Linked DNA regions of Mus musculus: regions 2 and 3 are each linked to region 1. The links are chromatin loops, found by intact Hi-C in ENCODE. Cell type or tissue: heart. All regions are shown on one strand. Region 1 overlaps 4931428L18Rik (RIKEN cDNA 4931428L18 gene). Region 2 has its middle 11 kb from the start of Phf3. Region 3 holds the start of Gm28644 (a long non-coding RNA gene).

Region 1 (2,500 bases):
GAGGCCAAAAAACAAGGAAAAGACATCTTTTGGTTACATCCATCGGTGCTTCCTCTGATCCTGTAGGTCTGATGTCCTAGAGTGTGACTCTGATAAATTCTGTACTAAGGACTTCATGATATTGAATATGGCACCTAGTGAAGGCCAGTCTTAGCTGGAGACTCCGTGAAACAGTGTACTTCCAAACTCATTCAGGAAGGGAAAGTAGAAAAGATTGACTGCTTAAGACACAAATTAATTATGCTAACTCATAAGAGACAGTATAAGTGAGTCAACTTTGCAATTAAGAGAACTAATAGAAGGTTATTTTTGCTAGATGGGGGACATTTATGCACAAGTACTTCAATTTTCTTGTGTCCAAATTTCCGTATCTGTAATATGGAAACAAGTACTTTATTAATTATTTTACAGACCACATCTCCTAGTACGTCCAAAGCATTACAGACAAGAAAACATTTAATATATTTTACTTAACCCTAACCTTGGTTCTGCCATAACCATGAGTCTATAATGTTATCTCAGATCATTCACAGTAAACCTGAAATTAAGCTAAGAGCTTTTTGAGGTTTCCTTTGTGTCTGGATTGAATGAATGACATACGGACAACTGCATTCAATGCATATTGTTGAATCATCAAGTACAATTAGGAAAACTAATTAGTAAGAAAGGAAATTGGGTTTTACCCTAATAAAAAAGAATTGACCAGTCACTGCCATCCAATGTTTAGAGTGTCATTGCCTAATAGAATTTGGGATTCCAGTTCCAGTTCCACTCCCAGAGGCATGCATTCACATCCTAAACTCGTGTCTTTATAAGGTGATTAGATCCTGAGGGTGGCAGACTAAATAGCCAACTGGGGATCAGAGAGATCACTGATCTGTCTACAAGTGAAGTAGCCAGGAATAGCCTCACTGACCCCAAATCCTATATCGCTTCTATCTTGTTCTCCTCCTCCTACAGACTAAAGATAAATATTTCTTCTGTATATAACTTATGACATTTTGTTATAACAGTCTGAAAAGACTAAGACTATACCAAAAAACAAACAAACAAATCAATTTCCACAGACTAAAACTCAGTAGCAACCCAGTGATCTTGATTGCTTCAGATTCAATTGGATAATGATGTGCTTTTCAATGAGATTTCAATTACATAAACTGTAGCCTGTCAAAACCCAAAGCTGGTTTTGTTTGTTTGTTTCAGCATGCTAAAGGAAATTTCGAGAAATTTCCCAATCTATAAAAGAAGGATCACTCTCCATGAACGGGTTGGTATTGTACTTAAAAGTAAGTTAATTAAAACGAAAGTGATTTTAAAAGAGAATGGGATTGAGGCAAGGATGAGCTTTCTGGTAAAAGAAATGCAGCTTTGGGGAATTGTTACGTAAGGGAATAATAGCAGCGAGCAAACAGCAGGTGGCAACATCTGCCCAGTCTCTATTCCTGTCACCAGTCCTGTGAGGTGATCACCCTTCCTGTGAGCTAATGATTCACCAAGTGTGGGACTTTCCACAATTCTCTTATCAGAATCGATATTTATGTGAGAGTACATTCCTTGATTGTATTCTTTCTATTTTAGGATATCATGCTTGTTTCTTATCAGAGGACTGCACTAGAATCATTAATCCTAATGACTAATGTTAGATCATTTATCTAACTCCTAAAGGAAGACACAAAACTTCTCCCCTCACGTGGTTTGGACAGATGAGGTCACTGAATTAAGTGAGGTTCGGAATTCACAGAATCAAGAGTATGGAAGTTCTTAAAATCTAAAATATAATGAAGTTCATTAAGAAATAAACTCATAAATTCACTAGCAGATATGCTTGCATACTTGGGAGCCCTGGGGATTATTTTCTTCATCAAAATACATCCTAGAATAAATCAACAGTAGAGTAGACCACACACTAATAATAATAATAATAATAATAATAATAATAATAATAATAATAATATTGTGAATAATACGAACAAAAATGGTTCCTTCCAGGAGGTTGAATAAGAGGCTCAGTGGTTAAGACGGAGTTCCGCTTGTTGATTCCCAGCACCCAAAGCCCACAGGCAAAAAGAAAAAAAAGAAGTCTTCAGGATAGGGTTTTTTTTTTGGGGGGGGGGCTGAGGAGGTATGGAAAAATAAAGAGCCACTGCATCACGTCAACTAGCATATTTTGCTGTCACTGCAGAGACATCTGGAGACATGGGCTGTTTCTTCTCTGAGCACAGCAACCCACTGTTCTCTGTAACCCTGAAACCTGTGATCCTGTGCAGTTCTCACAGGCAAGTCTCCACACGTAAGAGGCTTATGGGGAAATAAAGGCAAAGTCTCTGTGACCTGTGGTCATTCCTCACTGCAGAGGTGCACAGGTGCACTTCTCGGACAGCAGAGGTCAGCAACACAAAGAGAAGAGACAGAGCAATGTGCAAGAGGGCTGCTCTCCAGACATTGTTGTGAACAGAAAAAAAAATGAGTGGCAACTTTGTAACACAGAGAAACACACATA
Region 2 (2,500 bases), 280 kb after region 1:
TGATTGAAAAAAAAAAGATACAAATACCATGTTTATATCAAAGATGCTGAGGTTTTTTTGTTTTGTTTTTGTTTGTTGGGTTTTTTTTTGTTGTTGTTTGGATCAGAAATCTTTGATAGGTGAATGTGACTAAGCTATGACTGGTATTTTTATCTTCATTTTGTGTTTTGTCCTGAATTTATTAAGATTTGTCTGAAGAGATGTTTTTTGTCAATTCTTAAATCCTACCTCCTACCCCCCTTTAACAAGAGTTAGAATATTTTACTTTTTGCAATTCCTTACCAAACAATTCAAGTCAAAGTTTCTGATTATTCATTTCTATTTTTCTTTCTTACACACACACACACACACACACACACACCCGCATTTAAAACGACCGTGAAATAAAGACGTGTGGTTTAGATACTTACAGCAGGAGATGACATTCTAGAACTGCAGCTGACTGAGGACAACATAAGCTTCTTTGTAGATGTTTGCTATTAGCTACGAACTTACCAGAAGACAGAGAAGGTAAAGAGCAGGTCAACACATGCCTGTGGCTTGTTCTACCTCATGCTGATCTTACTATGCAAAGCATACTCGCTGTGAGGTTTAACCTAACAAAGTTTTTTTTTTTTTAAAGGAAGAGTTCAGACCTCAGGGTAAGGTGCTCCGCAAGTGCTGAAAACGTTGTAATTGTCTTTGCAGACTGAAGACTCAATCGTGGTCTTTAAGGGGCTCGTTTTGGTTACAGTGACCTACGACAGGCAACAGTTAAACCATAACACTTAACTGAAGGCTGGGATCGGGTAAACAAAACTGTTGTGGACTCCGTGTTTGCTCTCTGGATTTCAACACACTACTGAAGGACTCCAGGGGTTTTACCTTATAGTTGTGTCTATTGATACATTGGAAACTTAAGAAAAAAACATTTAAGAGATAACAAAAAGTAACCCTAAGTGCTATTGTCTGTCACAGATGCTATGATAGATCCTACTACAATGTATCAAGGCTGTTTGAAAACTTGAAGTGTATTTAACCGGTTCTCTGCAAGAAACTTTGACTCATTATGGTCAGAGGAATAAGGTATTTCTGGAAGGTAACATCTTGCAGGGGTCGTCCAAGGACTGCAGATCGTATTTTGAAGATTGCTTACCAAGAATTTTTTCCTTTTTTCTTTTCTTTTTTTTTTTGGTATTCAGGAATGTTTCTCTTTTAGAGACAGGGTGTGTCACTATGTAGCCTTGGCTGGCCTAGAACTCTTGAAGATCTGAATGCCTCTGCCTCTCCAGCACTGTGATGAACCACGCCTATCCCCCCAGGAACGTTTTCTTGAACCAGGCATTTGGAATTCTGAGACCATCCCAGCTAGTGGGCTGCAGGGTGGGGGCAGCGGCACCCGGAATACTCAGGCCTAACGGTTCCATTTTCATCTGACACCCAGTAAGTACAAGCACTAACGGGTCCGCTCTGCCTTGTCTGTTTTCCAGCTACTCCGCGTAGCAACCAGCGTGTGTTCCCCGCTCGGCCGCAGAGGCCTGGCAGAGCCTCGCGGGCGGCTGCGCGCAGGCTCTAGCGCGCAGGCGCGGCGCACGCTGCCCCAGCCCCCGGAACGGTAAACAGTGGCGTCACGTGACGCGGCCCCGCTCCTGCTCCCGCGCCGCCGCCGCCGCAAGCCGATGGCTGCGGGCTCTCGCGGCGCCGCACAGGCTCCACGAGGCGAGCGACCCCCGGGCTCAGGGAAGCAGCGACTGCAGCTCGGACGGGGAGGGCGGAGCGCAGGCCGGCCGTAGTGTCGTCACCGCGGCGGCGCGGGCCGGGGAGCCCCGAGCCCAGGCAGCAACGCCGACGCCCTGCGCGCACCCCCTCCGCGGCCCCCTCCTCCGCGGCCCCGCGGCCTCCATCTTCCTCTGGCTGCCGGTGGCAGCGCTCGTCTGCGGAGCGGGTGAGTGGCGGCGCCCGCCGCGACGGGCACTCGGTGGCCTCCCTCCCCCCACGCGGGCGGCCCGGGTCCTTTCCCCGCACCCCCACCTCGCGCAGCGGCCGCCTGATATTCCCGGGCCGTTCGGCCTCCCCGGCTCGCCCCGCCCCGCCCCAGCCTGCCCCGCCGTTTGGACCGCGAGCCCGAAGCGGCGGTGACGGCGCGGCCTCCGCGCGATCGCCGGGCCTCGGCTCTCGCCCGCGAGCGTGCCGGGTCTCTGTCGCCGCCGCGCGGGCAGGCGTCGCGGACTACTCCGGGTTCCAAGGCCCCGGGTCTCCGGCGCGGTGGCCGCAGCCCGCTCGCGGAGCCTGGCAGCCGGCCAGGGTCCCCGCCGAGGCCGACCCGCGCCCGAGGCCGGTCCCCGTCCCCGCATCCGGGGTGTCTGAGGCTGCGGATCGCGCGCTTTTGTGCTGGGGACCGGGACTGTGGGCCGGCTCCTTTTGACTAGTTTGAAATGGGAAGCCCGAAGAGTCCTGCTTGCCGACAGGACGTGTAATTTAATGAACCACTAGTCGATAAGTACGTGTTAATGGTGCTAAA
Region 3 (2,500 bases), 130 kb after region 1:
GAGTAGTCTCACAATGGGGACTCAACACAAGCTGGAAGTGGCACGCCTTGCCTTCCTTCTAGTAAGCCTTCCCTGGGTTCAGTCTGCTCTGAATGGCCATGGCACTGCTTTTATGTATACATTTTACATCCAAGTTGGCTTATGGACAATCTTTCCTTCTAGATAGCAGACGCTCCGGGGACACTCTATGTGTCTTACATACCCTATGTTCACACTGTCCAAATGAATAGTCCTCTATTTCATGAGTCATTCCTTCTCCTATTATATTGTAGCCATAATCAATATTCCTACAACTATAGAAGCTATAAGTGTTTAAAAGCATCTAAAATGCCTTATATGATCCATATGGTGTTATGAAATCTTTCTGCTTTGCCTTGATCTGCATATACAGAATGTATAACAGGCTGACCAACACAAACTTAGAGAGGACCTGCTGGAGCTCAAGATTTCGGGTGTGTCTCTTCAGATTCTTGGTCTTACAGACTTGGGCATGACAGCAGTGGGACATGAGCAGGGTCTCATCTCATGGAAAACAGGACTCAGAGAAAAGGAAGGGAGAGGGGAAGATTCAGTCTTCCACAGGAAGCCACGAGTGATTACTTCCCTCCAACTAAATCCCACCTCCTCAAGTTTCCACACACCACACCCCCCAATGAACTGAAAGAACCCTAGCATGGAATATGTCTACTTTGATCCCAGCACTCCAGAGGCAGGAGCAGGTGGAGTCCCTGTTTTGCTTAGTATAGTTTTAGCTTGTAACCAGTTCTGGGATAAGGCATTTAACTCATGATGCTGTGGGCACCTTGCATCTCCAAGCTAACCACTGCATAATTTTGCCCATACATTAGACATGTATCTTTTAATGCTACCTTGGGTATAACTTTTACACTTTCACTTTTACCTTGAGGCTCTATGGACTTCACTAACCTTCTCAGGGTCATATAATGAGACAGGGGTTATTTTATCAGGGAGCCTGGCAGATGCTCTTTTCAATGACACCACACAGTCTCTCGGGAAGTTGCTGATGATGACAGCGATGAGCTCACCTGACAGACTGCTCTTTCTCCCTCTTCGGAGACTCACATCCACACCAGGAAGAACCCAGAGGAGTGACTCAGAATTCCCAGCATCAGTGCCAGCTTGTGTGCTGCTGTTCTGACCGTGAATGTGACGATCATGCCAGGGAGTCAGATGTCTGCTGGATTTAGAAAAGGATCGAAGGTCATGAAGGGAAACAACAAGCCTAAGGGCTGCCAGGAGTTCTGTAGCTCTTACAACACCTCTTTACCACCCTTCCCAGCCAGGAGCATAGCTACCAGAAGAGGAGGGACAACAAGGGGGAGGAAGGGATGGCTTACTACCCTCCTCTTCTTCCTACCCTGAAAACACCCATGTTACTGGCATTCTCTACAGAGGATTCATAGCATAAATGATGACATATAATAAAGAGAAAATTTAACAACTTTATAGAGTGTTCATATACTTCAGACAGATATCAAGTTTTTCTAGCGATTAAATGACAATATTTTAAGCTCTGTGGTTTTTACAGGTCTGTAATCACAGCTAACAAAACTGAGACAAGATTTCAAGTTCAAGGGCAACCTGGGCAACTTAGGAAGACCCTGTCTCAAAATGCAAAATGAAAAGAAGGCTGGAGACACGTGGGAGAACACTTGCCTAGCATTGGTGAGGCCCTGAGTGTAATTGTCAGGGCTATCTCATCTGTTTCTTTATACCATATGATACATAAGAAACATCTGATTACAATACAAATATTGGATTAGAACAAAGGTTTAAATGAAAGTTTCCTCTGTCAGTTAAAGATATTGTTGTCCAAACGTTTAAACCAAAGTATTGGCTGGGTTGGCTCATGTCTTTCTTTCCCCATTGTGCTGCTTCCTCCCTTGCCTCTCTACTACCTTTTTGTTAACAATCCAAGCTGCCCTTGCTGCCTCTCTCCCCTAACTCTCCTCCCTGTGTAGAGAACTATTCTGACCATTCGATAAACTGATTTGTTTGCTAGAGCTATTGTCAAGCTCAACTTGAACAGCCTACCATGTTTGCATGATATGAAAAAAAGAGTCAGAAAGTGACATTTTTAATGAGCCAAGGCCCGATGTGATTCATTTTGTTGCTTCTTGAAGAGGCTCTAAGAGCAGAGCATTGCTCAATTCTTTTGAGCAGCATTGTCTGTCAGGAAAACTTATGATTATTAGGAGTTGGCAGGACCTGTCAAAGGCCCAAAAACCAATCGATTTTAAGTATGAAACCAGGCATAATGGCTCATACCTATATGTCTAGTACTTAGGAGGCTGAGACAGGAGAATTGCTACAAGTTCCAGGCCAGTCTGGTCTACACTGTGAGACAAAAAGACAAGGGAAAAGTGACCACCGAGTCCATATTTCACTATTAGAGAAATGCAACATGTTTGCTATTATGAATGGCTATGTAATTGGCAGTTCACCATTATTGTGGTATCTTTATAAGTCTGTGAGCAAT

What was found. Peaks named below come from ENCODE experiments on the same cell type or tissue, not always from the same donor. Only the 100,000 strongest peaks of a DNase experiment are listed, where the experiment ranks them.
Region 2: it touches region 1 in a loop (8-fold over the local background); 4 of 42 quality-filtered maps call a loop at or near these places.
Region 3: it touches region 1 in a loop (3-fold over the local background); 2 of 42 quality-filtered maps call a loop at or near these places.

The regions. Positions count from the first base shown.
Region 1 is chr1:31,153,088-31,155,587 of GRCm38, reverse strand. All of the region lies in intron 2 of 4931428L18Rik (RIKEN cDNA 4931428L18 gene), which reads left to right. Among named protein-coding and RNA genes, the nearest start is that of Lgsn, 22 kb to the left of the region's middle. In heart, CTCF peaks have their summits at 1,407 (motif pointing right) and 2,371 (motif pointing right); no DNase peak of the experiment used is centred here.
Region 2 is chr1:30,873,002-30,875,501 of GRCm38, reverse strand. It overlaps a transcript of Phf3 not described here and Gm7256. Among named protein-coding and RNA genes, the nearest start is that of Phf3, 11 kb to the right of the region's middle. In heart, no CTCF peak of the experiment used is centred here; DNase peaks (open chromatin) are centred at 1,541, 1,831 and 2,381; H3K4me3 peaks cover 1,603 bases; H3K27ac peaks cover 1,875 bases.
Region 3 is chr1:31,018,154-31,020,653 of GRCm38, reverse strand. It overlaps Gm29669 (predicted gene 29669), which reads left to right. Exons shown (of 4, transcript NR_136907.1): 4 at 969-1,466. Gm28644 (a long non-coding RNA gene) reads right to left here and starts at 1,326. Exons shown (of 3, transcript XR_373288.3): 1 at 1,047-1,326. In heart, no CTCF peak of the experiment used is centred here; a DNase peak (open chromatin) is centred at 1,173.